Linked DNA regions of Homo sapiens: all the other regions are linked to region 1. The links are chromatin contacts, found by Hi-C or POLR2A ChIA-PET in ENCODE. All regions are on one chromosome and are shown on one strand. Each heading gives the region's core, a stretch centred on a gene start or an enhancer-like site at or near the end of the contact. The rest is flanking DNA. Distances are from core to core; before and after follow the strand shown. Region 1 overlaps PLG (plasminogen). Region 2 has its middle 39 kb from the start of MAS1. Region 3 holds the start of IGF2R (insulin like growth factor 2 receptor). Region 4 overlaps IGF2R (insulin like growth factor 2 receptor). Region 5 overlaps PRKN (parkin RBR E3 ubiquitin protein ligase).

Region 1 (4,634 bases), core at 927-3,426:
GCCACAAGCCCAGGGCAGCTTCTCTGGGTCTGTGAACTGAGGGGTGATGTCCTGGGATGCTCTGACACTCTAGAAGGAGAGAAGAGCCTTTCCAGCTCAGCCTTTATAAACAGTAGCTGATCTCCCTCCTGCTCCCCAGTGTCCTCCCCGCCATCCCAGCAAATGTGCAAATAGAAGGTCCCCGTTCCTCATGATCCTCAGAGAGCTGGGGTGTTCTGATGGCTTGAACAAGTAATTTGGAAATTTTGGGTTTTGGAGGAGTTCTCTGATAGGCTGATACATTTCGAGTTTAGAGTTCCCACCCCACATCCCCACACCCCGAGTCTAGGGCATTTAGTGCTCCACCAGGGAACCTGTAGAGTGAGGACGTCTGCATGACAGGCTGGGCCTTCTGATGATGCTCAGAAGCAGAAAGTGTGCCTGCTTCAAAGTTGGTGACGATGATGTTTCTTGATCAGAATAGGGCATTTCTTATTTCCAATCCTTTATCCTCTTGAACTTACTAAAGTAGAATCAGGTCTAAAAACCGGAGTTCTAATGTTTGAGAGTCCCTGGGACTCTAAAGTATATGAATGTTCTTTGAAAACAAATACCATTTTGTTCAAGCAAAAGGCTTATTTCCAATCCTCTTTCATTTGGTATCAAGTATTTTACTGGATTCTTACAACTATGGCGTAGTAACATTCACTGAGGAGGAAATGGAGGATCCAAGGATGGAGCAAGTTGCTCTGGGCACACAACACATTTGCAATTTTACAGCCTCTTGGTGGCATCTCAGTCAGACATTCCATGCACTGATCAATGCCCTATTCGATTAATGTAAAAGGACACACTCAGCATGAGATTCCAGTTGTGCACAGAATATACATGAGAAGTGCGCCTTTGTCATCCCTACTTTCAAAGGTGAAGGCCACCAGCAGTATCTTGCATGCAACTGATGCCTTTCAAATGAAACCTTACATCTGCATAGTCCATAGACAACCACAGGCAAATGTGAGGGTGAAACTCTGTGTTCTACGTTGCTCTGTGTCAGTGAAGCAAGGCAGTGCCAGTTCAGAGGGCTCTGGGGCCTCAAGACAGGGATGACTGGTTGTGGGTACTGCAGCTGCGAGCAGAGCAGTCAAACATAACTGCTGATGCTTTTCTTTCAGTCCTGCCGTCATCACTGACAAAGTAATCCCAGCTTGTCTGCCATCCCCAAATTATGTGGTCGCTGACCGGACCGAATGTTTCATCACTGGCTGGGGAGAAACCCAAGGTGAGATAAATTCCATTGCCCACATAACGAATTGGTTTTGACCTACAGTCCATGTGACAAAATGATCATTTTGGAGAAAGCTGTGCAAATTCCTATCCATGAATGTGGTCCACCCCACTCCTGATTTTGCCTGGGCACCTGTCTATGTCTTAATCAGTCTTCAAGGCACATGATCAAAGGGAGGAAAACTGTGTCTTTGAGTCTCTCTCTCTCTCTCTGTTTTCAGAACATTTTTATTTCAATTAATTAATTTTTAACTTTTATTTTAGGTTCAGGGGTACATGTGCAAGTTTCTTGTATATGTAAACAGTGGTTTGTCATGCAGATTATTTTGTCACCTAGGTACTAACCCTAGTACCCAATTCTTAGTATTTCCTGCTCCTCTCCCTCCTCCCACTCTTCTCCCTCAAGTAGGCCCCAGTGTCTGTTGCTCTCTTCTTTGTGTCCATGAGTTCTCATCACTTAGCTCCCACTTATAACTGTGAACATGTGGTATTTGGTTTTCTGTTCCTGTGTTAGTTTTCTAAGAATAACGGCCTCCAGCTCCATTCATGTTCCTGTAAAAGATATTACCTCATTCTTTCTTATGGCTAAACAGTATTCCATGGTGTATATGTACCACATATTCTTCATCCAATGTGTCATTGATGGTCATATAGGTGATTCCATGTCTTTGCTACTGTGAATAGTGCTGCAATGAACATTCATGTGCATGTGTCTTTAGGGTAGAATGATTTATATTCCTCTAGGTATATCGCCAGTAGTAGGATTGCTGGGTTGAAAGTTAGTTCTGCTTTTAGCTCTTTGAGAATCACCATACTGCTTTCTACAGTGGATGAACTAATTTACAGTCCCACCAGCTGTTAGTGTTCTCTTTTCTCTGCAACCTTGCCAGCATCTGTTATTTTTTGACTTTTTAGGAAGCCATTCTGGCTGGTGTGAGATGATTTTTCATTGTGGTTTTGATTTGCATTTCTCTAACGATCAGTGATATTGAGCTTTTTTTCATATGTTTGTTGGCCACAGGCATGTCTTCTTTAGAAAAGTGTGTTAGTGTCCCCTGTCCATTTTTTAATGGGGTTTTTTTTTTCTTGTAAATTTGTTTAAGTTCCTCATAGATGCTGGATATTAGACCTTTTTCAGGTGCATAGTTTGCAAATATTTTCTCCTGTTCTCTAGGTTTTCCCTTTACTCCCTTGAGAGTTTCTTTTTCTGTCCAGAAGCTCTTAAGTTTAATTAGATCCCATTTGTCAATTTTTGCCTTTGTTGAGATTGCTTTTGGCATCTTCATGAAATTTTTGCCCGTTCCTATGTCCAGGATGGTGTTACCTAGGTTGTCTTCCAGGATTTTTGTACTTTTGGATTTTACATTTAAGTCTTTAATCCATCTTGAGTTGATTTCTGTATATGGTGTAAGGAAAGGGGTCCAGTTTCCATCTTCTACATATGGCTAGCCAGTTACCCCAGCACCATTTATTGAATAGGGAGTTATTTTCCCATTGCTTGTTTTTGTCAGCTTTGTTAAAAATCAGATGTCTGTAGGTGTGTGGCCTTATTTCTGGGCTCTCTATTCTGTTCCACTGGTCTACGTGTCTTTTTTTTTTTTTTTTTTTACCAGTACCATGCTGTTTTTGTTACTGTAGCCCTGAAGTATAGTTTGAAGCCAGGTAATGTGATGTCTCCAGCTTTGTTCTTTTTGTTTAGGATTGCCTTGGCTATTCTGGCTCCTTTTTGGTTATATATAAATTTTTGAAGTAGTTTTTTAATAGTGCTGTGAAGAATATCATTGGCAGTTTGATAGGAATAGCAATGAATCTGTAAATTACTTTGGGCAGTATGGCCATTTTAATGATATTGATTCTTCCAATCCATGAGCATGGGATGTTTTTCCATTCATTTGTGTCATCTCTGATTTCTTTGAGCAGTGTTTTGTAATTCTTATTGTAGAGATCTTTACCTCTCTGGTTAGCTGTATTCTTACATATTTTATTCTTTTTGTGGCATTTGTGAATGGGACTGTGTTCCTGATTTGCCTCTGGGCTTGGCTGTTGTTGGTGTAAAGGGATGCTAGTGATTTTTGTACATTGATTTTATATCCTGAAACTTTGCTGGAGTTGATTATCAGCTGAAGGAGCTTTTGGGCTGAGACTATGGGGTTTTCTAGACATAGAGTCATGTCATCTGCCAACAGGGATCGTTTGATTTCCTCTCTTCCTATCTGGATGCCCTTTATTTCTTTCTCTTGCCTGATTGCTCTGACCAGGGCTTCCAATACTATGTTGAATAGGAGTGGTGAAAGAGGGCATCCTTATCTTGTGCCAGTTTTCAAGGGGAATGCTTCCAGCTTTTGCCCATTTAGTATGATGTTGGCTGTGGACTTGTCATAGCTGTCTCTTATTATTTTGAGATATATTCCTTCAGTACCTAGTTTATTGAGAGTTTTCAATATAAAGGATGGTAAATTTTATCAAAATCCTTTTCTGCATCTATTGAGATAATCATGTGGGTTTTCTCTTTAGTTATATTTATGTGATGAATCACATTTATTGATTTATGTATGTTGAACCAAGCTTACATTCTGGGGATAAAGCCTACTTGATCACGATGGATTGGCTTTTTTATGTGCTGCTGGATTTGGTTTGCAAGTATTTTGTAAAGGATTTTTGCATCAGTGTTCATCAAGGATATTGGCCTGAAGTTTTTTGTTGTTTTTGTGTCTCTGCCAGGTTTTGGTATCAGGATGATGCTGACCTCATAGAATGAATTGGAGAGGAGACCCTCCTCCTCAGTTTTTTTGAACGGTTTCAGTAGGAATGGTCATAGCTCTTCTTTGTACATCTGGTGGAATTCAGCTGTGAATCTATCTGGTCCTGGGCTTTTGTTGGTTAGTAGGCTATTTATTACTGATTCAATTTTGGAGCTCATTATTGTTCTGTTCAGGGAATCAATTTCTTCCTGGTTCAGTCTTGGGAGGGTGTATGTGTCCAGGAATTTATCCATCTCTTTTAGGTTTTCTAGTTTGTGTGCATGGAGCTGTTTGTAGTAGTTTCTGATGGTTATTTTTATTTTTGTGGCATCAGTGCTAACATCCCCTTTGTCATTTCTAATTGTGTTTATTTTGGTCTTATCTTCCTTTTCTTCATTAGCCTAGCTAGCAGCCTACCTATCTTATTACTGTTTTCAAAAAACCAACTACTGGACTTGTTGATCTTTTGAATGAATTTTCATGTCTTGACTTTCTTCAGTTCAGCTCTGATTTTGGTTATTTCTTGCCATCTGCTAGCTTTGGGGTTGATTTGCTCTTGTTTCTCTAATTTTTTCCATTGTGATGTTAGGTTCTTAATTTGAGATCTTTCTTCTTGATGCTAGCATTTGG
Region 2 (4,634 bases), core at 1,411-3,910, 810 kb before region 1:
GGCCAACATGGTGAAATGCCATCTCTACTAAAAATACAAAAATTAGCCAGGTGTGGTGGTGTGTATCTGTAATCCCAGCTACTCGGGAGGCTGAGGCAGGAGAATTGCTTGAACCCAGGAGGTGGAGGTTGCAGTGAGCCAAGATCATGCCACTGCACACTAGCCTGGGTGACAGAGCGAGACTCTGTCTCTTAAAAAAAATATATTTATATGTGTTATATATGTTATATAATTTATAATATAAATTATAACATATATTTATATATGTTGTATGTTATATTATTATATATAACATATATAAATATATATTATATATAACATATATAAATATATATTATATATAACATATATAAATATATATTATATATAACATATATAAATATATATTATATATAACATATATAAATATATATTATATATAACATATATAAATATATATTATATGTAACATATATAAATATATATTATATGTAACATATATAAATATATATTATATGTAACATATATAAATATATATTATATGTAACATATATAAATATATATTATATGTAACATATATAAATATATATTATATGTAACATATATAAATATATATTATATGTAACATATATAAATATATATTATATGTAACATATATAAATATATATTATATGTAACATATATAAAATATATTATATGTAACATATATAAATATATATTATATAACATATATAAATATTATATATTATATAACATATATAAATATTATATATTATATATAACATATATAAATATTATATATTATATATAACTTATAAATATTATATATTATATATAACATATAAATATTATATATTATATATAACATATAAATATTATATATTATATATAACATATAAATATTATATATTATATATAACATATAAATATTATATATATAACATATATAAATATTATATATATAACATATATAAATATTATATATATAACATATATAAATATTATATATATAACATATATAAATATTATATATATAACATATATAAATATTATATATATATAACATATATAAATATTATATATATAACATATATAAATATTATATATATAACATATATAAATATATATAAATATATGTTATATAACATATATTGTGTGAGTACACATACAGAATATATATAGTGTGTGTATATATGTATAGATACCTGTGTATATAATATATTAGAATATGTGCAGTTATCCACTGCATAATGACATTTTGGTCAATGATGGACCTCATATATGATGGTGATTTCTTAAGATTATAATGGAGCTGAAAAATCGCTATTGCTTGGTGACATCATTGCTTCTGTAATGTTGTAATGCAACACTTGATTCATGTGTTTGTGGTGCTGCTTGTGTGTACAAGCCTACTGAGCTGCAATCATATAATAGTATAGCATATACAGTTATGTAGAGTACACAATACTTGATAATGATAATAAGCAACTATGTTACTGGTTTATGTATTTACCATACTATACTTTTTATTGTTATTTTAGAGTGTGCACCTATTTATTAAAAAATTAACTATAACACAGCCTCAGGCAGGCCCTTCAGGAGGCATCCAGAAGAAGGCATTGTGACCATAGGAGACGACAGCTCCATGTATGTTATTGCCCCTGAGGACCTCCCAGTGGGACAAGATGTGGAGTTGGAAGACAGTGATATGGATGATCCTGAACCTACATGGGCCTAGGCTAATGTGTGTGTCTGTGTCTTAGTCTTTAATAAAAAGTGAAAAAAAAATTTTAATAGAAAAAAGCTTATAGAATAGGGATATAAAGAAAGTATTTTGTATAGCTGTACAGTATGTTTGTGTTTTAAGCTGAATATTATTACAGGAGAGCCAAAAAGTTACAAAAAAATTAAAAAGTTTATTAAGTGAATAAGTTACAGTAAAGTAAGGTTAATTTATTATTGAAGAAATAAATGTAGTGTTCCCTAAGTGTACAGTGCTCATAAAGTCTATCATAGTGTGCGGTACAGTCCTAGGCCTTCACATTCACTCACCACTCACTCACTGACATCAGAGCAACTTCTAGTCCTGCAGGCTTCATTCGTGGTAAGTGCCCTGTACAGGTGTACCACTTAAATAACTTTTAAAATACCCTTCACTCTGATGTTTGCATAATGACAAAATCGCCTAATGACATAGCCCTGTAGTTAAGTGACACATGACTGTATATACATTCTATCATGTATGTACATATATGACATTATGTTAATATAAAGACTAATACAGCGTAGTTCATAGGAACAAGGTTCATCTTACCTGTGGCTTAGCAGATGTTGGGCACAGTTTTGTGGGCTATGTAAAGTAGGTAGGCTCCAAATTGCCAAAAATAGATTTCTCTGGACTATATTTAAAGCAATCAATGTGGAAGAATTTGAGTTTGGTGCCAGTGGGCTTTGAGCTAGTGGTCTAGCCTGCTGTGAAGGCCTAAACAACATTGTAGGCCAACACACGAGGCCACGTCTGGCTCATTTATATAACTGCTATGGAGGAAAAAGAGGAGAGTCTTTCATCAGTAAACATCTCAGTAGCTAATGGTGCTTTCCCTAATTCTGGGGTTCTTTCTATTACGAGGTGGCAATGAGCTTGCGGTTGTATGTTTGCTGTAAACTCTTTGTCACCCTTGCTTGTCTACACCACACCAGGCTGGAGAGGGAAGCGAGGGCTCAGGTAACGGTGGCAGCAGTTATAAAAATAGCTGAATCCTCTCGGCCACCATCCCCGTTCTGGATTTTCCCTGGCAGAGTTCCAGGCGGTTCCACGTGCTTTCCCTGGCTAGCAGCCAGTTTAGTGCACCCACTACAGCCACTGGTGTGTTTGCTTAAAAATGTTTTTCTTGTTTTCTGATTAAAATATGTGAAATGCTTATCATAAATCATCTGGGAACAGGAAAATAGAGACTTAAAAGTGACCTATATCATAGATAAGTGCTAACACTTTGATGTACTTTTTCTTAGTCTTTTAAAGGGCATGTTTATAATATTGAACATCATTACTGCTTTGTATTCAGGTTTTTGCACCTAAGTTAAGTCATATGCCTTTCCTGTGTCATTAAATATGTTTTTGAAGCATATTTAATGCTAGCATGAAATTACACTCTATGGTCATAGTATGTTTGTCCAGTTATTGGACATTCAGGTTGGTACCCAACTGGCCCACTGGTAGCCAATGCTGCAGTTGCTACTGGGGCCCAGGCCACCCCTGCTGCTGTGCCTCCAGATGAGACTGGAAAGGGCTCCTGCCCCATCAGTGTTCACACTCCTACACATCAAAGTAAAAAGCTCTTTCTTGGTTTCTTTCTGCATCTCTGATCTTATGACATTTCATTAAGCTCATTCTATCAAAAGAATACAAACCTTCTCTCTGAGAACTGGTGAAACTTCCAAAAGCCAATAAAAACAAACTGGTTTGGAAAAGGAGAGAAAGCCTGGGCTGAAAAAAGGCTACAAGGGTGACAACTGAGGCACTGTCTCAATAAGGACACTGTGCAGAAACTTGATGTGTTCAGGCTAAATTTATGCCAGAGCCCACAGTGGGCCACTTCACACCTGTGGCTGTTATTAAAGAAGAAAAATAACAAATGTTGGCATGGATGTGGAGAAATCGGAACCCTCATAGATACCAGTTGCTGGTGGGAATGTAAAACGGTATGGTTGCTGTGAACACATGGAGTGGTTTCTCAAAAAGTTAAACATAGAATTACCATATGAACAACCAGTTTTACTCATAGGCATATACCCAAAAGAGCTGAAAGCACGGACTTGTACACATACTTATACATCAATGTTCATAACAGCATTATTCACAGTAGCCAAAAGGTGCAAACAAACCAAACACGTGTCAACGAGTGAATGGATCAGCAAAATGTGAAATATACAATGGAATATTATTCAGCCTTAGAAAGGAAGTTCTGACACACGCTATGACATGGATGAACCTTGAGGACAATATGCAAAGTGAAATATGCCAGTCATAACAGGACAAATGCTGTATGCCTCCACTTATATGAGGTCCCTGGAGTACTCAAATGCATAGAGACAGAAAGTAGAATGCTGGTTGCCAGAGGCTGGAGGGAGGAGGAAGTGGGGAGTGAGAGTTTAATCATTACTGAGTTTCATTTTTTCAAGATGAAAAAGAGTTCTGGAGATGGATGATGAAGACAGTTTTACAACAACGTGAATGTCCTTAACGCCACTGAATGGTACATTAAAAATAGTTAAGATGGTACATTTTATGTTATGTATACTTTATGTTATGTATATTTTATATATAATAAAAAGACAAGAACAACACAGTGGGTTGCACAGCAGCAGGGGTGGAGCCAGAGGCTGGAATCTATTAGAAAAGTGAAAGACTGAAAAAAAAGTCAAGGTTGACTGAAGTCCCAGGACAGGGATTATGCCCATCTTGTTAGTATCATATCCTCCAATCTAGACTAGCACCTGACATCTAGCTCAAGGTTTAGTGAATAAATGAACTAAGCTGGAAAAGATAAGCACAAGCTCAGGGGGCAAAGTAAGTCCACTGTGCCAGTTATTATGTTATCCCTCAATAAGCAGCTGTCTATGCTCAGCTGTGTGATGCTCGAGCTAAGGCTCTG
Region 3 (4,634 bases), core at 1,441-3,940, 770 kb before region 1:
ATGGTAAAATATGTTAGCATTTTCAGGTCATACAGTCTCTGTTGCAACGACTCAACTGTGTCATTGCAGGCAAAAGCAGCCCTAGATAATACATAAACACATGGGTGTGGCCGTATTCCCACAAAACTTTATTTACAAAACAGCTGCCTTACCACATTTGACCCACAGGTTATTGCTTGCTACATGGATTTAGAGTAGCACTTCCACTTTTTTTCTCTTTTTTTTTTTGGAGGAGAGTTGTTTTTTCAGCGCATTAATATTTTGCAATAGTCCAGTTCAGTTTTCTTGTCATATGTTTCACAGTTTGAATTTGATTGTTTTATCTCAATTAGATTAAGTTGAACTTCTTGGCAAGACTACTTGTGATAGTGTGTACGGTAGGGAATAACTGTGAAAGACTTTGAAATGGACCAAAAATATTAGTGGTCAACTGTAATGGAATGCTAGCTGTTTAGTACAGTCTTTTGGGTTATCTGATTCTATGGGGTCTTGTGTCTGCCACTGTCTTTGAGGTATTTTACAACTCTGTAAATTGTAGACTACTGATGGTAATATACACGATTTTTGTCTTTAGAAATGCAAATTGTGTCTATTGCGTACGCAGCTGTTTTTTGACCTATGGTTACTGACCAATTTTCCATCTATAGACAACCTTATTTCAGCATTCCTAACTGCTTGAATATTTGTTGGATTCTCCTTGGATTTTCCTTTGAACCAGCTGTGACATGTTACCGGTTCTCACATTAATGAATGAGCTAAGGAATACCTTTGATACATGTTCATTCTACATCTGAGTCATGATTATACCATCTTTTAAATATTACCCTTTAGCATTTTTTATTGCATCACTTTAGAAAGCAGAAAATGCTAGTTTTTTAAAAATTGGTGATACTAGTTTTAATTACTTGATTAAGGTGGTTCTACCAGATCTTTCCATTGTGAAGAGGTATTTTGTGTTTTTTAAGGAAGTATACTTTGAAGGTGATACTTTGAGACAAAGAGAATATTCCGCTTCACAATAATTTTTCACCAGATGGTTTTAGTATTTACTGATGGTCTTTGCCTGTATCCATTATAACACTGGAGTTGCAAAACACAAACCCTTTTTCTTTTTTTTTTTTTTTGAGATGGAATCTCGCTCTGTTTCCCAGGCTGGAGTGCAGTGGCACGATCTCTGCTCACTGCAACCTCTGCCTCCTGGGTTCAAGCGATTCTCCTGCCTCAGCCTCCCGAGTAGCTGGGACTACAGGCGTGTGCCACCACGCCCGGTTAATTTTTTGTATTTTTAGTAGAGATGGGATTTCACTGTGTTAGCCAGGATGGTCTCGATCTCCTGACCTTGTGATCCGCCCGCCTTGGCCTCCCAAAGTGCTGGGTTTACAGTCGCGAGCCACCGCGCCCGGTCACCACAAACCCTTTTTCGACGTCCACAGTTTACACCTGAGCTCTCCCTTTGACCCACTACAACACTTTCTTTTCTTGGGCAATATATTAATAGCACGGTGGTTATGTCACAGGCCTGTGACTGGCTTGGGCTCAAACCCGGGCTTTTTCACTTACTAGCTGCAAGACTAACTAGTTATTTAATTTCTCCATTCCTCACTTTCCTTATCTGCAAAACGGATGCAATAAAGGCACCCCCTCTTACAGGACTGTTAGGATTAAATGAGCTAAATCACAGTGTCCGAACACTTCAGTACTTCGTACATAATTACTTGCTCAAGAAATGTTAGCTATTATTGGGTCATGATTATTTATATGTGTTTGAATTCCAGCTTTGCCACATCCCAGAGTGTCTTTGAGTAAGTCACTGAGTATCCTTGTGCCTCAATTCCTCATCTATAAGTAGGTTCCCATCTCATAGGTTTTTAAAGATTCATGCTTACATGCTTAGCAGTGTCTGGTATGGAATAAGCACTAAAAAAGATGAGCTTTTATGATGATGATGATTACTATTTTCAGTCATGATTATTTTGTATATTTACTCTAAAAGAAAGTGAATTTTTTTAGTTCAAGACTTTTAGATTCATCGTTCTACTTTCATTGTGGCTAGCTCATGGCCATCCACGTAGTGAATTAATAAAGCTTTGTTGAGTGGCACTTGCTTGACAGCGACACTTTTGTCCACTCTTTCACCTTGCTGGATTTGTGCTGCCTTCCTTGCTGTAGGAAGCCCACGCTTGGGAAATAACATTCCCACAGAAGGTCTGAGAGGCTCTGACGGGCCAAGGTTGTAAACCCCCATGATTTGACTCCACGGGCAGTTAAAGTGTGTTCCCACCCCCCACGGATCCGCTGCCACTAGGCTGTGCGAAGGCATTTACCTCCCTGGCACTTTGATCCAAGTTCCCTATTTTCCCCTACTGGTCGATCGAGGTTGGGAACAGTTGCTCTAACCTGGGAAGCACCCGCCACGATCCAGCAGGGCGCGGTGGGAGGGGAAACTGAGGCCCGGCTAGGCACCCCCGCCGCGCCCAGCCCGCCGAGAGGCTCAGGCCCCGGGAGGCACCTGGAGCCTGCGCCCCGCCCGCGCCGCTTCCTGTCCCGCGCGCTGCGCTCACGTGACCCGGGCCTGGGAGGAGCCGGGGCGGGCGGGGGTCACCTGAACAAGGGAGTCACGTGAGCGGGGGGCGGGGGTGGGGGGGCGGTGCCGGGCGGCTGTCACGTGACGCGGTTCCGGGGCCGCCGCTGCCGCTGTCGCTGTCGCCGAGCCCAGTCGAGCCGCGCTCACCTCGGGCTCCCGCTCCGTCTCCACCTCCGCCTTTGCCCTGGCGGCGCGACCCCGTCCCGGGCGCGGCCCCCAGCAGTCGCGCGCCGTTAGCCTCGCGCCCGCCGCGCAGTCCGGGCCCGGCGCGATGGGGGCCGCCGCCGGCCGGAGCCCCCACCTGGGGCCCGCGCCCGCCCGCCGCCCGCAGCGCTCTCTGCTCCTGCTGCAGCTGCTGCTGCTCGTCGCTGCCCCGGGGTCCACGCAGGCCCAGGCCGCCCCGTTCCCCGAGCTGTGCAGGTGGGTGGCCCGCCCGGACGCAGGCTCCGCTCGCGGTGCCCGGGGTGAGCGGCCGGCGTGGGGGGCGGGGAGCGCTCGAGGAGCTCCTGGGGTCTCCAAGTCGCCTCCGTTCCGCGCCGGGGTCCGCCCCGTTCCCGAGGGAAAGTTGCCTGCGTGGTGTCCGCGAGTCCCGCCGGGTCCCGTGCGCAGGCGGGGGGCGCGGGGGCACACGCGGTCGTGGCGGTCCTGGAGCCCCGCGTCCGGCCACTTGTGGCTGTCGCTGAGTCGGGGGTGGCTTTGTGCGGAGCGGTCGCCCCGGCCCTTGGGGTCGGCGCCTGCCCTCGCGCGGCCGGGCGTCCGGGAAAGTTGGAGGCAGGAACTCCAGTTTGCTTTGTTCCCGCTGCGCGTTTGCATCAGAGTTTCGCCAGCGGGGCACCGGTGAGGCCCCTCGGTGTGGAGAGGCTCACCGGGGCGTTGGAGCCCGCAGGAATGGTCCTGGAGTTGAGTGTTTGTGGTTTCATTTGCTGATTGATTTCCCCCCGTGGGCTCATTTTCTCTTTAAAGAATATATATATATATATATTTTTAGCAGGCGGTGACTTTTGTCTTCTTTAGATTGGGGGCAGGGGGTGTCGTCCAGTGTGAGCTTTCAAGACTTGACCCTTCACTTCTCTGAGCCCAACTTCCTGCCTGGTTGCTCACATGATGTCATTGTCTCCGGGGCGGATTATTCTAGTGGATCTTGCTCTGGGAACCATGATTGTATAACCCATCAGTCCCATCGAGGGCTGTTCACCTCGCGCAACTGCTAGCAGTCCAGGGCCTGGGGAACTTCGAATTTCAGGAATTTTCTGACCATCCTTTTCTGGACTGTTTAGGATGATGGAAAATTCAGCTTTTGTTTATTTTTTTAAACTTTGGTAAAAAGGAAGCAGGATGAAAAGTTTTGAACAGACAACAGTTTCTCCCTGTTACTGTTACTTTTACAAGTTACTTTTACAAGTTACTTTTCAGAGTGAAACAAAGTTGAGCCTACTTTGGGCTGAACTTGGAGTTTGTGGTAGGGTTTATGGGGGGGGTTCTTATTTTTCCCATGCATCAGAGATAGTTTTATTAGCACCCCTGTGTTCAGAACATGCAGAAATTAGTCTAAGGAGGGTGAGGCTGATCTCACGATAGAAACTCTTTGGAAAGGCCCATATTTTTTATGCTCCCTTTTTTGGAAGGGGAAGGGTGGATGGAGGGAGAGTTTGTGACACTAGTTTAAAGACCAGTTAGCTACCCTAAGATACATAGTTACTCCAGTAACTAGTATGATACAGAGAAATGGTGGCAGCTTAAACGAGGTCAGGCTGAGAACAACATTTAGAGGAAGGCATTTTGGAATAATGGCTTCTGTGACCAAAAATAAGAAATTAACTCGCCTGGGCGCGGTGGCTCATGCCCGGAATCCAGCACTTTGGAAGGCCGAGGTGGGCGGGTCACTTGAGTCCAGGAGTTGGAGGCCAGCTTCAGCAACATGGCGAAACCCCGTCTCTACAAAAAATATGAAAATTAGAGCCGGGCGCGGTGGCACACTCCTGTCCTCCCAGTTAAGGGAGGCTGAGGTGGTAGGATAACGTTAGCCCCGCAGGTCGAGGTTGCAGTGAGT
Region 4 (4,634 bases), core at 1,378-3,877, 680 kb before region 1:
GAGACACACGCTAGGGGGAGGATAATTTCTTTTCCTTGAGCTTTTTTTTTTACTGAAGCATATTGCTAATTTCACGAGTGACATTTTCCTTGTGTGCCTGGATTGATGGGATTTTGGCGTCTGATGCTTGAAGACACTAATGTGGGGTTTGGTTTTGTGTTGTTTGATGAAGCAAGTCTTTATTCGGGGACCTAGACTTTCCTAGAAAGCTGTTTGCCAGGCGATTTGTATTATATATAAACAAAATCATGTGGAAATGGCTTTTAATGCCCATTTATAGCTGGTATTTACCTAACCAAAAATTGTAAAAGTTTTTTTTTTTTTTTTTGAGACCGAGTTTTGCTCTGTTGCCAGGCTGGAGTGTAATGGCGCCATCTCGGCTCACTGCAACCTCTGCCTCTTGGGTTCAAGTGATTCTCCTGCCTCAGCCTCCTGAGTAGCTGGGACTACAGGGTGCCTGCCACCATGCCCAGCTAATTTTTGTATTTTTAGTAGAGACGGGGTTTCACCATGTTGGCCAGGATGGTCTAGATCTCTTGACCTAGTAATCCACCCGCCTCAGCCTCCCAAAGTGCTGGGATTACAGGCGTGAGCCACTGCGCCCGGCCATTTGTAAAGCTTTTTGCTTGAAAATGTGAATGCGTGTGTGGTTGCAGTTGCCCTTCACTTCTTCCATGTTCTTGAAGGGGACAACTGTGAGGTGAAAGACCCAAGGCATGGCAACTTGTATGACCTGAAGCCCCTGGGCCTCAACGACACCATCGTGAGCGCTGGCGAATACACTTATTACTTCCGGGTCTGTGGGAAGCTTTCCTCAGACGTCTGCCCCACAAGTGACAAGTCCAAGGTGGTCTCCTCATGTCAGGAAAAGCGGGAACCGCAGGGATTTCACAAAGTGGCAGGTACCATTGTTTGTCGTTTTCCTTTTGTTGCAAAGGAATGGAATTAAAATATTAAAATATTTTGCTGAAGATGAATTTTCCCTTGAGTCAGAAACATGAGTGTTCTACTGTAAAAAAAAAAAAAAGCATATTAATGATATTTCGGATTTTGCTTGATTTTCTTAAACAGAGTACATACTGAAGGATGTTGGTAGAGCATGTCTATTTTATTCTTAGTTAGCCATGCCAGTTACTGACTCTAAGGTCATATTTCTCTTCTTTATTACAACGTTGGGACACAGTGAGCTAGCCAGTGTTGGATGTTCTGGGGTAGTACTTGATAGCATTGAGTCACAGGGAATGCATTTAGTACGAGGTTTGGCTGTAGAAATTACAGGGCACGCTGTTGGTCATTCATGCTGTTTCAGCAGTTGGGCAAGATTTAAATACATTTAGGAACTTGTAAAAATGAAGTCAAAGTAGCTGGTGGTGAGTACGTGGACAGCCCTCAGGCACAGTGGAGAAAGTGACATTCCCTTAGGTGATGAGGCTAAGGAATGCCTCATGTCATCATACACGGGTCAGTCTGTGACGTTGCAGCAGCCTTGGACAAGGGGAAGCCTGATTTTATTCCCAAAGTGTAATGTGACAGGAGTGCATGGTATGGTGCTGGGAGGCCAGGGATACTTTGTCTCACACTCTTCAGGGTGTGTGGTGTCACATGTCTTAGGCTAAGTTTGACAGCCTAGGGACCCGAACCAAACCTTGTTTAATGTTCTCCTTCTTTACAGGTCTCCTGACTCAGAAGCTAACTTATGAAAATGGCTTGTTAAAAATGAACTTCACGGGGGGGGACACTTGCCATAAGGTTTATCAGCGCTCCACAGCCATCTTCTTCTACTGTGACCGCGGCACCCAGCGGGTGAGCATGTACCGACGGCCCTCAGCGGGGTCTTCTCCCCACCCTCAGGCTGCTGGGATCATATTAGAAAGAATCTGTCCTCAGATCTCATCAAATCTCCTGGTTAACTGAGTTTAAAATAACCATTTACAGAAAATATGTTGAAACTTTCATCAGTTAGTATTGATTTTCATGAACGTAACCATTCTTTACTATTTTCATTCTTAAAACTCAAAGTATAAACTAAAGTTTTGCATTCTCACTTTTATATATGTGCCTCTTAACTTTTTTAGCCAGTATTTCTAAAGGAGACTTCAGATTGTTCCTACTTGTTTGAGTGGCGAACGCAGTATGCCTGCCCACCTTTCGATCTGACTGAATGTTCATTCAAGTAAGTCCATGGATGTGTTGTCTCTTTTGGACAGACTAACTTGGTATGATTTTGCTTTAATAATTAGTGGTCTTGGGTGCAGGGGATTAGATTAGTCAGTTAATTTACCTAGGACTCGGTTTGCTCATATTAAAATGAGGAGTCGGGCTAGGTTAACTCTCAGCTCCGTCACCACCTGGAGCTGCTGTGGTGACTGCATGGGGAAGGGATTGGAGCTGAAGCAGAGAGTGGACCCCTGGCACTCTTGCGTGATCCACATGTCAGTGAGCAGAGTGGGCCAGGAGCGGTGTGGTGACCCCTGCGATGAAGGGAGGTCTTCGTTGCATGTGATCGTCCACAGAGCTGCTCTCAACAGCTTTGCCAGATCGCCCTCTGGACACCTGGGGTCCCATCCTTAGAGATTTTGGTTTTGTGGGTCTGCGGTTCTGTTTTTTGGAGGGATGCCCTGTGTTCTGCCGTGTGAAACACCCAGTATGAGCCACTTGATCACTGTTGACTTTCCTGGGGGAAAGTGCAGGTGATTCTGTTTCCTTCCGGCCTTTGTCCTGTTGTGTCATCGGTTATTTATGTAGGTGAAATCATCATTTAAGTTTTAGGAACGTATGTAAATGCAAGCATTTAGTAATTTATGTTCAGTGACTTTAAATCATAATTTTAGTAACCTTACCTTTTCCAGTTAACATTTTGTAAATATTTTCATGTGAAACAAATTTGTTTCTCATTTCTACTGGATGGGAAATGTCCTCAGTAGATATCCCCAGTTCACTTAGCAGTTCTCTTTCTGCCATGTGAGGCTGCCTTCAGTTTTCTGATATTTATATACAAGGAATAAAATTTTGATTTTCTTTGCACATAAAGCATTTTTCCTAGAGATATGTGTATGTGTGTGTGTGTGTGTGTGTGTGTGTGTGTGTATATATATATATATATATATATATATATATGTATTTTTTTTGAGATGGAATCTCGCTCTGTCACCCAGGCTGAAGTGCAGTGGCGTGATCTTGTCTCACTGCAACCTCCTCCTCCCTGGTTCAAGCAATTCTCCTGTCTCAGCATCCCTAGTAGCTGGGATTACAGACACCACCATGCCTGGCTAATTTTTGTGGTGTTTTTTTTTTTTTTTTTAATGAGACAGAGTCTTGCACTGTCGCCCAGGCTGGAGTGCAGTGGCGTGATCTCGACTCACTGCAACCTCCGCCTCCCGGGTTCAAGTGACTCTCCTGCCTCAGCCTCCCGAGTAGCTGGGATTACAGGCGCCCGCCACCACACCTGGCGAATTTTTTTGTATTTTTAGTAGAGATGGGGTTCCACTATGTTGGCCAGGCTGGTCTCGAACTCTTGACCTCGTGATTCGCCCGCCTTGGCCTCCCAAAGTGCTGGGATTACAAGTGTGAGCCACTGAGCCAGCCTATTTTTTGTATTTTTAGTAGAGACAGGGTTTCACCATGTTGGCCAGGCTGGTCTTGAACTGCTGACTGCAGGTCATCCTCCGTCTGCCTTGGCCTCCCAAAGTGCTGGGATTATAGGTGTGAGCCACTGCGCCCGGCCTTCCTAAAGATATTTTTATGCTAAGTTTTTAAAAGTAGAATTAAATCAGAGGAGAATTTTATAATCTCATAATAAAAGTTAATATATGTCTATTGTAATTGAGAGTCCAAAAATATTAATAGATGAAATTACCCACCCTCACCTCTCCCTCCCCAACCCCTAGCTTCACTCCACTTTTTACTGTTTCTTCTTGTGGTTCTTTTTGGAACCTTCTATAACTCTAAACCTCTGTTTGTCAGCTTCTAATGGTGTCTGTTGACTCTCTTTTAAAAGATGAAAGCTGTCCTCACCTGTGCTGTTCTCCTCTCCTCTTTCCTCTGCCTTGGCTTTGTTAGTTCTATTTCTGTTTCTTCTGTTGACTACTTTTAGAGCATTTGGTGATATTCACTAAGCTCTGTTCTTGTCCCATCACCTTCAGGCAGCTTTCCCTTCCTGCCACCTGCCCCTGGTTTGGGCACTCCTCCTCTCGTGCGTGCAGTACTGCAGCTGCCACTCCGAGGTCTCCTTGCCATGTCCCTTGTCACACGTTTGGTTAGTCCCACACAGTAATTAGAATGATCCTCTTGAGATATAAGTCCCACCATGTCGCTCTTGCTGAAACCTTCAATGCAGTGAGCGCCCATCTCATTGGGACCTACAGGCTGAAGTTCTTCCTCTGATGGACATGACCCCCGTGTTGTCTCTAATAACCTCACTTTCACTCTGTTCCAGCCACACGGGGTTTCTGTCTTTCTCGGGTCATGTCGGGCTTATGTGCCTCGGGCCCTTTGCTCATGCTGTTCTCTGCCTGGGATGCGCTTTACTGGGTGCCAGGATGGTCAGTGATTCCATTTCTCTCAGAGTCTATTCACAGGTCCCCTTCTCGGTCACGCCTTCTCTGGCTCCACTGTCTAAAATTTCAACAGCTGCC
Region 5 (4,634 bases), core at 1,427-3,926, 660 kb after region 1:
GTACTGACCTGATCCTAAATCCCTCCACCCTGCACTGGGTATTTCCTTATCCATCATCCCTACTAGACTCAAGTTCCCAGCTCTCTCACCCCATGTGTTCTGAGAGCTGCTATCTAAGTACTTGGCCCTGAGTAGGAGCTTAATAAAGGTTTATTCTAGGAAGAAAAGAAAGAAGAACACAGGCACCTAGACAGAAAATTGTGTGGCAACGCATAGACGGGATGACAGAGGTTAGAGCAGTCACAGAGGAGGAGATGATTGCTCTCCCTGGACAGTCTGTCCAAATTCCACAGCCCCAGTGACACTTTGTGTCTTGAAGGGTAAACAAGATTCATCAAGACGCAAACAAGACAACTCTATAAATTGAGCTAATATCATCAGTGTCCATGAGCCACTGAACGCAGTTTCTTGTCTCAGTGACCCCAATGGCATCTGCAAAATTTAGTTAAGATTCAAAATTAAGAGAACAAAAATGTGTCAGGGTGTCTCTAAGTTTACATTATCTGTAAGAATTCATTTCTATGGCTCTGTGTTCAGAAAGACTTTTCTGCAGGAAAATTTATCATGGTGTATATCACTCCCTGCACAATGACGCAAGTCAAAATCAAGCATTTTCCATGGGAAGGCTCTGTTTCTAAGGATTGAAATGCTTATTCAGATAAGTCACTGAAATGGCACAGATGGCCACACCTGCCCCTTTATTGCTACAGAGAACCTGACATCCTCTTTCAAGTCGGTAGCAACATACTTCTAAAAACAGAATGCGAAGCCGTAAATACTGCAATGGAATGGAGTTCCAGCAGAAAAGTATATGTTTCTGTAAAGTCATAAAAAGGGGGACTAATTCTTCTCTTACTGGGATGGTCTGATATACGTTTAATGTTTTATATTTTCATTGAAGGCAGGAAGATAGACTAAATGATAACATTGCTTCCCACCTTCTCCTCCAGCTCTGACTCTTTAAACTGAATGCTGATTTATCTCTCCAAATATCTCACAGGCCTTTACTTTATTATGGGCCAGGAACAAATGGCAGTGGGTGAAATAGGCTTGGTCACACAGTGACAAGATTTACAATGGGATTTGGGGGAAAAGTCATTAGTCGTCATTTGCCATCCTGTGTTCATGCCCCTCTTTTTCAAAATTGCTGTTTAAAAGTGGGTCTGACTGGGCATGGTGGCTCATGCCTGTAATCTCAGCACTTTGGGAGGCTGAGGCAGGTGGATCAATTGAGGTCAGGAGTTCGAGACCAGCCTGGCCAACATGGTGAAACCCCGTCTCTACCGAAAATGCACAAATTAGCCAGGCATGGTGGCACACATCTGTAATCCCAGCTACTTGGGAGGCTGGGGCAGGAGAATTGCTTGAACCCAAGATGTGCAGGTTGTAGTGACCCAAGATCGTGCCATTGCACCCCACTCCAGCCTGGGTGACAAAGCAAGACCCTGTCTAAAAAATAAAATAAAATAAAAATTAAAAATAAATAAATAAATAAATAAATAAATAAATAAATAAATAAATTTGGGTCCACCATAATCAGCATTTTGGGCCAGCTTCCAGGAGAAAGGGAAGGGAAACTGAGGGTCCATGAGTGCTCACAGCCAGGCAGGCTCGTGTTCCAAGTCTCGTACCCGTTGGGCCATTTGAGAAGTGGCAACAGGGGATCAGCAGAAGGGTTAACTGCCAAGTCTATGCCTGTTCCTACCAATTTGGCAGTCCAAATAGATTTTTCTTTTAAAGTAGACTTTTGCTCCCACTAATTTGGAAAATGATGCTTTTCTTTGCTGAAGAGGAATGTCAAGTTAATTTCAAGGATCTAAAATAAACATATATCTGACACTGGCTCAGCATGGGAGTAAACCCACCTCCTTAAGAGCACTGGGAAAGAACCTGATAAGGGAAGCTGGGGATTGGTCTGTGGATGGAAATGACCCTCACAATCTCCTGGCTTTATGTTTTGTTCCTTTATACATACGTATATATATACACATATATACACACACATATATATACATATATACACACATATATATACACATATATATACATACATATATACACACATATATACATATACACATATATACATATATATATATACACACACTTGATTTGAGGTGTTGGTTTACAGTAAAATCTTCCCACTTAGCATCTACTTTTCTCAATTTTTTTCAAAGTCATGAAGTTTAGTTTGATGTTATCTAAAAGGGTGCTGATCCACTATGGGCACATTTTAGCTATTTTTCTCAAATCCACCAAAAACGTAAGGTGGTTGCTTTCAAGTTCTTCTTTTAGGGCGAGATGTCTGCTCAGTATATAGAAACTTTTTAAATGCTTCAATCACTGTAACTTGATAGGAACTTCCTATTTTGTTTCTTTGAATGGTACCCTAAGTTCTGCTTTATAATATCAGTAACCACAGGATTTTGAGTGCAATGCTCTATATAGCACAACAAAGTGGCTTCTTAGTATTAGCCCGAAGGAAATATGTTTTGGGTTAATGGCAATACAGTGACTTTCAACAAAAACTCCTTTGGCCCCAGTCATTTCCATTCTCTGCAGGCAAAATGGATCCTTCTCTCTTTGTGTTCAGTGATGAGCAAGCATTTCAAATGTACATACAACTTGTTTCTGTCAATCAGTGATTCACGCCGAGTCATGTTCAATCATGTTACCACAATCTGGAATTTGCAAATCTGTAAGCATTTCTCAGGCAATGAATTATGTCAACACAATTGCACCATCATTGATGGACTTGGAAATGCAGACAGAACTGAAGAGGAGCGTCTCGGCACTGCTGCTACGGGTAAGGACAGAGCTTCTTGCTGACTTGGAAACATCATGAGCTTAGGCCAGCCAAGGTTTAGGCTCGTTGGATATTTTTAACAAAATGGGACTTCAGAGAAATTTAATTAAGATTTATTTCAAATTAAGATCACCAAATTATATTTACATAAAAGCCTCTATAATGAGTATGCTATATTTGTCATTAAAATGTCTTTATATTTTTATAAATATGGTTTCACAATTTTTTACAGAGTCATAATCTACATGGAAAACAAAAAGTCATACCAAAATTATAACTGCTAAGAGAGATGTTAATGGTAATTAATCATGAGTGAGTCATAAATATAGAAACGCACTGACTTGATAAATAAGAAACAATATTGCTTCTCATTTGGCAAAGCTGAAAAGGGAGGGGCTGGGGAAGGGGGCAGCTGCACTCGGTGGGAGGCTCTGCACACTGGCACAATTGTTTGCTGGGAGGTAATTTAACAGGACTGAAATGCCTCCATTCTAAGATGACATTAATGGTAAAAAGCACCTTCAATTTAATAGTGGCTTGACCAAAGAAAGAAAAGCTCCATCATACTACCATTGTAAACATCCACATCAATTTACAATATCCTGATTTCAGAAATGTTAAAATACACAAAAAGGTACTTCTTAGAGTTGAGGATAAGTGTTGGATGCAAAGCTGTCAGGCCTCTGAGTCGAAGCTCAGCCATTATAACCCCTGTGACCTGCACATATACGTCCAGATGGCCTGCAGGAGCCAAGAAGTCTGAAGCAGCCAAAGAAAAACCACAAAAGAAGTGAAACAGCCAGCTCCTGCCATAACTGATTGACCAACCTTATGACATTCCACCATTATGACTTGTTCTGGCCCTGCCCCAACTGATCAGTTGACCTTGTGACATTCTTCTTTCGGACAATGAGTCTTATGATCTCCCCACCATGCACCTTGTAATCCCCTCCTCTGCTAACAATAGATAACCTCCTTTAACTGTAACTTTCCACTGCCTACCCAAGTCCTATAAAGCTGCCCCTCTCCTATCTCCCTTCGCTGACTCTCTTTTTGGACTCAGCCCACTTGCACCCAAGTGAATAAACAGCTTTATTGCTCACACAGAGCCTGTTTGGTGGTCTCTTCACATGGACAGGCTTGACAAAAGCTTTAAAAACATGCACATGCTTTGACTCTCTAACTTCCTCTTCTAGGAATTTTTCTTTTTAGAGAAAAGTCAGGAACACAGGAAAAATTCGGCCGTGGGAAAATTATCATCATTCCGCAAGATACACATTTACATAAGTCATGGCACACCCTGACAAATGGTCATCATTAAACATGGCGTTAGAGAAATGCAAAGATGTTTGTGACACACAATTAAGGGTGAAAAACTGGTAAAAAAAAAAAAAAAAAAAGCCCATCAGCATAAACTCGTCTCTGTTAAAATTGCGGACATGTGGGTTTGCGTATACATGTAAAACGTATCTAGAAAGCTCTACAGCAATGAGTCAAAAATCCCATGTCCAGCCACGTGGGATTATGTTTGTTTTCTAGGTTTTCCTTTTTTTTTTTTTTTTGGTACAATTTACTGACATTGTCTAATGAGTATGTATTACTTTTGTAATAATAAAAACTCTTTCATTTTTCCACTTAACAATATTGAGGGCTGATGAGCCTGTGCCATGGGTCAGGGGGTCGGCGAGGCTGATACCGGGAGTGGACATGTGTGGAATGCAAGTAGGATCTGCAGGAAGAAAACAGTTGTGGGAATGCTGTTGGTGGCAAGATCTGCTGTGTATGTTTTGTCCCCATACAATGTCACTAGAAACCATTCATGGGCATT

Evidence for each region. Hi-C counts contacts between places; a loop is a spot of excess contacts on that map. ChIA-PET counts read pairs that join two places held with the same protein, here RNA polymerase II (POLR2A). Pooled maps may share reads with other maps.
Region 2: a loop to region 1 is called in a map with no recorded cell type, with 8 times the contacts of the local background. The contact joins two enhancer-like sites. A Hi-C loop is called at or near these places in 4 of 37 single-sample maps with no recorded cell type and 3 of 50 pooled maps.
Region 3: a map of OCI-LY7 shows a loop between it and region 1 (5-fold over the local background). The contact joins the promoter of IGF2R here to the enhancer-like site in region 1. A Hi-C loop is called at or near these places in 1 of 168 maps with a recorded cell type or tissue (OCI-LY7), 9 of 37 single-sample maps with no recorded cell type and 5 of 50 pooled maps.
Region 4: a loop to region 1 is called in a map with no recorded cell type, with 4 times the contacts of the local background. The contact joins two enhancer-like sites. A Hi-C loop is called at or near these places in 2 of 37 single-sample maps with no recorded cell type and 4 of 50 pooled maps.
Region 5: a loop to region 1 is called in a pooled map, with 8 times the contacts of the local background. The contact joins two enhancer-like sites. A Hi-C loop is called at or near these places in 5 of 50 pooled maps. POLR2A ChIA-PET finds 5 or more read pairs at or near these places in 2 of 52 experiments (MCF 10A and OCI-LY7).

The regions. Positions count from the first base shown.
Region 1 is chr6:160,740,160-160,744,793 of GRCh38, forward strand. It overlaps PLG (plasminogen), which reads left to right. Exons shown (of 19, transcript NM_000301.5): 17 at 1,152-1,258. Among named protein-coding and RNA genes, the nearest start is that of PLG, 40 kb to the left of the region's middle. RefSeq lists an enhancer at 2,199-2,268. Within about 2 kb of position 2,177, at least 2 of the 41 ENCODE cell types and tissues checked have a DNase peak (open chromatin) inside an H3K27ac peak, as active enhancers do; they include OCI-LY7, where a contact is called at or near this core.
Region 2 is chr6:159,927,316-159,931,949 of GRCh38, forward strand. No RefSeq gene overlaps it. Among named protein-coding and RNA genes, the nearest start is that of MAS1, 39 kb to the left of the region's middle. RefSeq lists enhancers at 4,189-4,268, 4,529-4,634. Within about 2 kb of position 2,661, at least 4 of the 41 ENCODE cell types and tissues checked have a DNase peak (open chromatin) inside an H3K27ac peak, as active enhancers do.
Region 3 is chr6:159,966,392-159,971,025 of GRCh38, forward strand. It overlaps IGF2R (insulin like growth factor 2 receptor), which reads left to right and starts at 2,691. Exons shown (of 48, transcript NM_000876.4): 1 at 2,691-3,004. The coding sequence starts at 2,856. RefSeq lists silencers at 2,252-2,871, 2,882-3,161, 3,182-3,311.
Region 4 is chr6:160,062,729-160,067,362 of GRCh38, forward strand. It overlaps IGF2R (insulin like growth factor 2 receptor), which reads left to right. Exons shown (of 48, transcript NM_000876.4): 27 at 687-902; 28 at 1,673-1,803; 29 at 2,076-2,173. Among named protein-coding and RNA genes, the nearest start is that of SLC22A1, 57 kb to the right of the region's middle. Within about 2 kb of position 2,628, at least 4 of the 41 ENCODE cell types and tissues checked have a DNase peak (open chromatin) inside an H3K27ac peak, as active enhancers do.
Region 5 is chr6:161,404,131-161,408,764 of GRCh38, forward strand. The region is part of intron 9 of PRKN (parkin RBR E3 ubiquitin protein ligase); the gene reads right to left. Among named protein-coding and RNA genes, the nearest start is that of AGPAT4, 130 kb to the left of the region's middle. Within about 2 kb of position 2,677, at least 2 of the 41 ENCODE cell types and tissues checked have a DNase peak (open chromatin) inside an H3K27ac peak, as active enhancers do.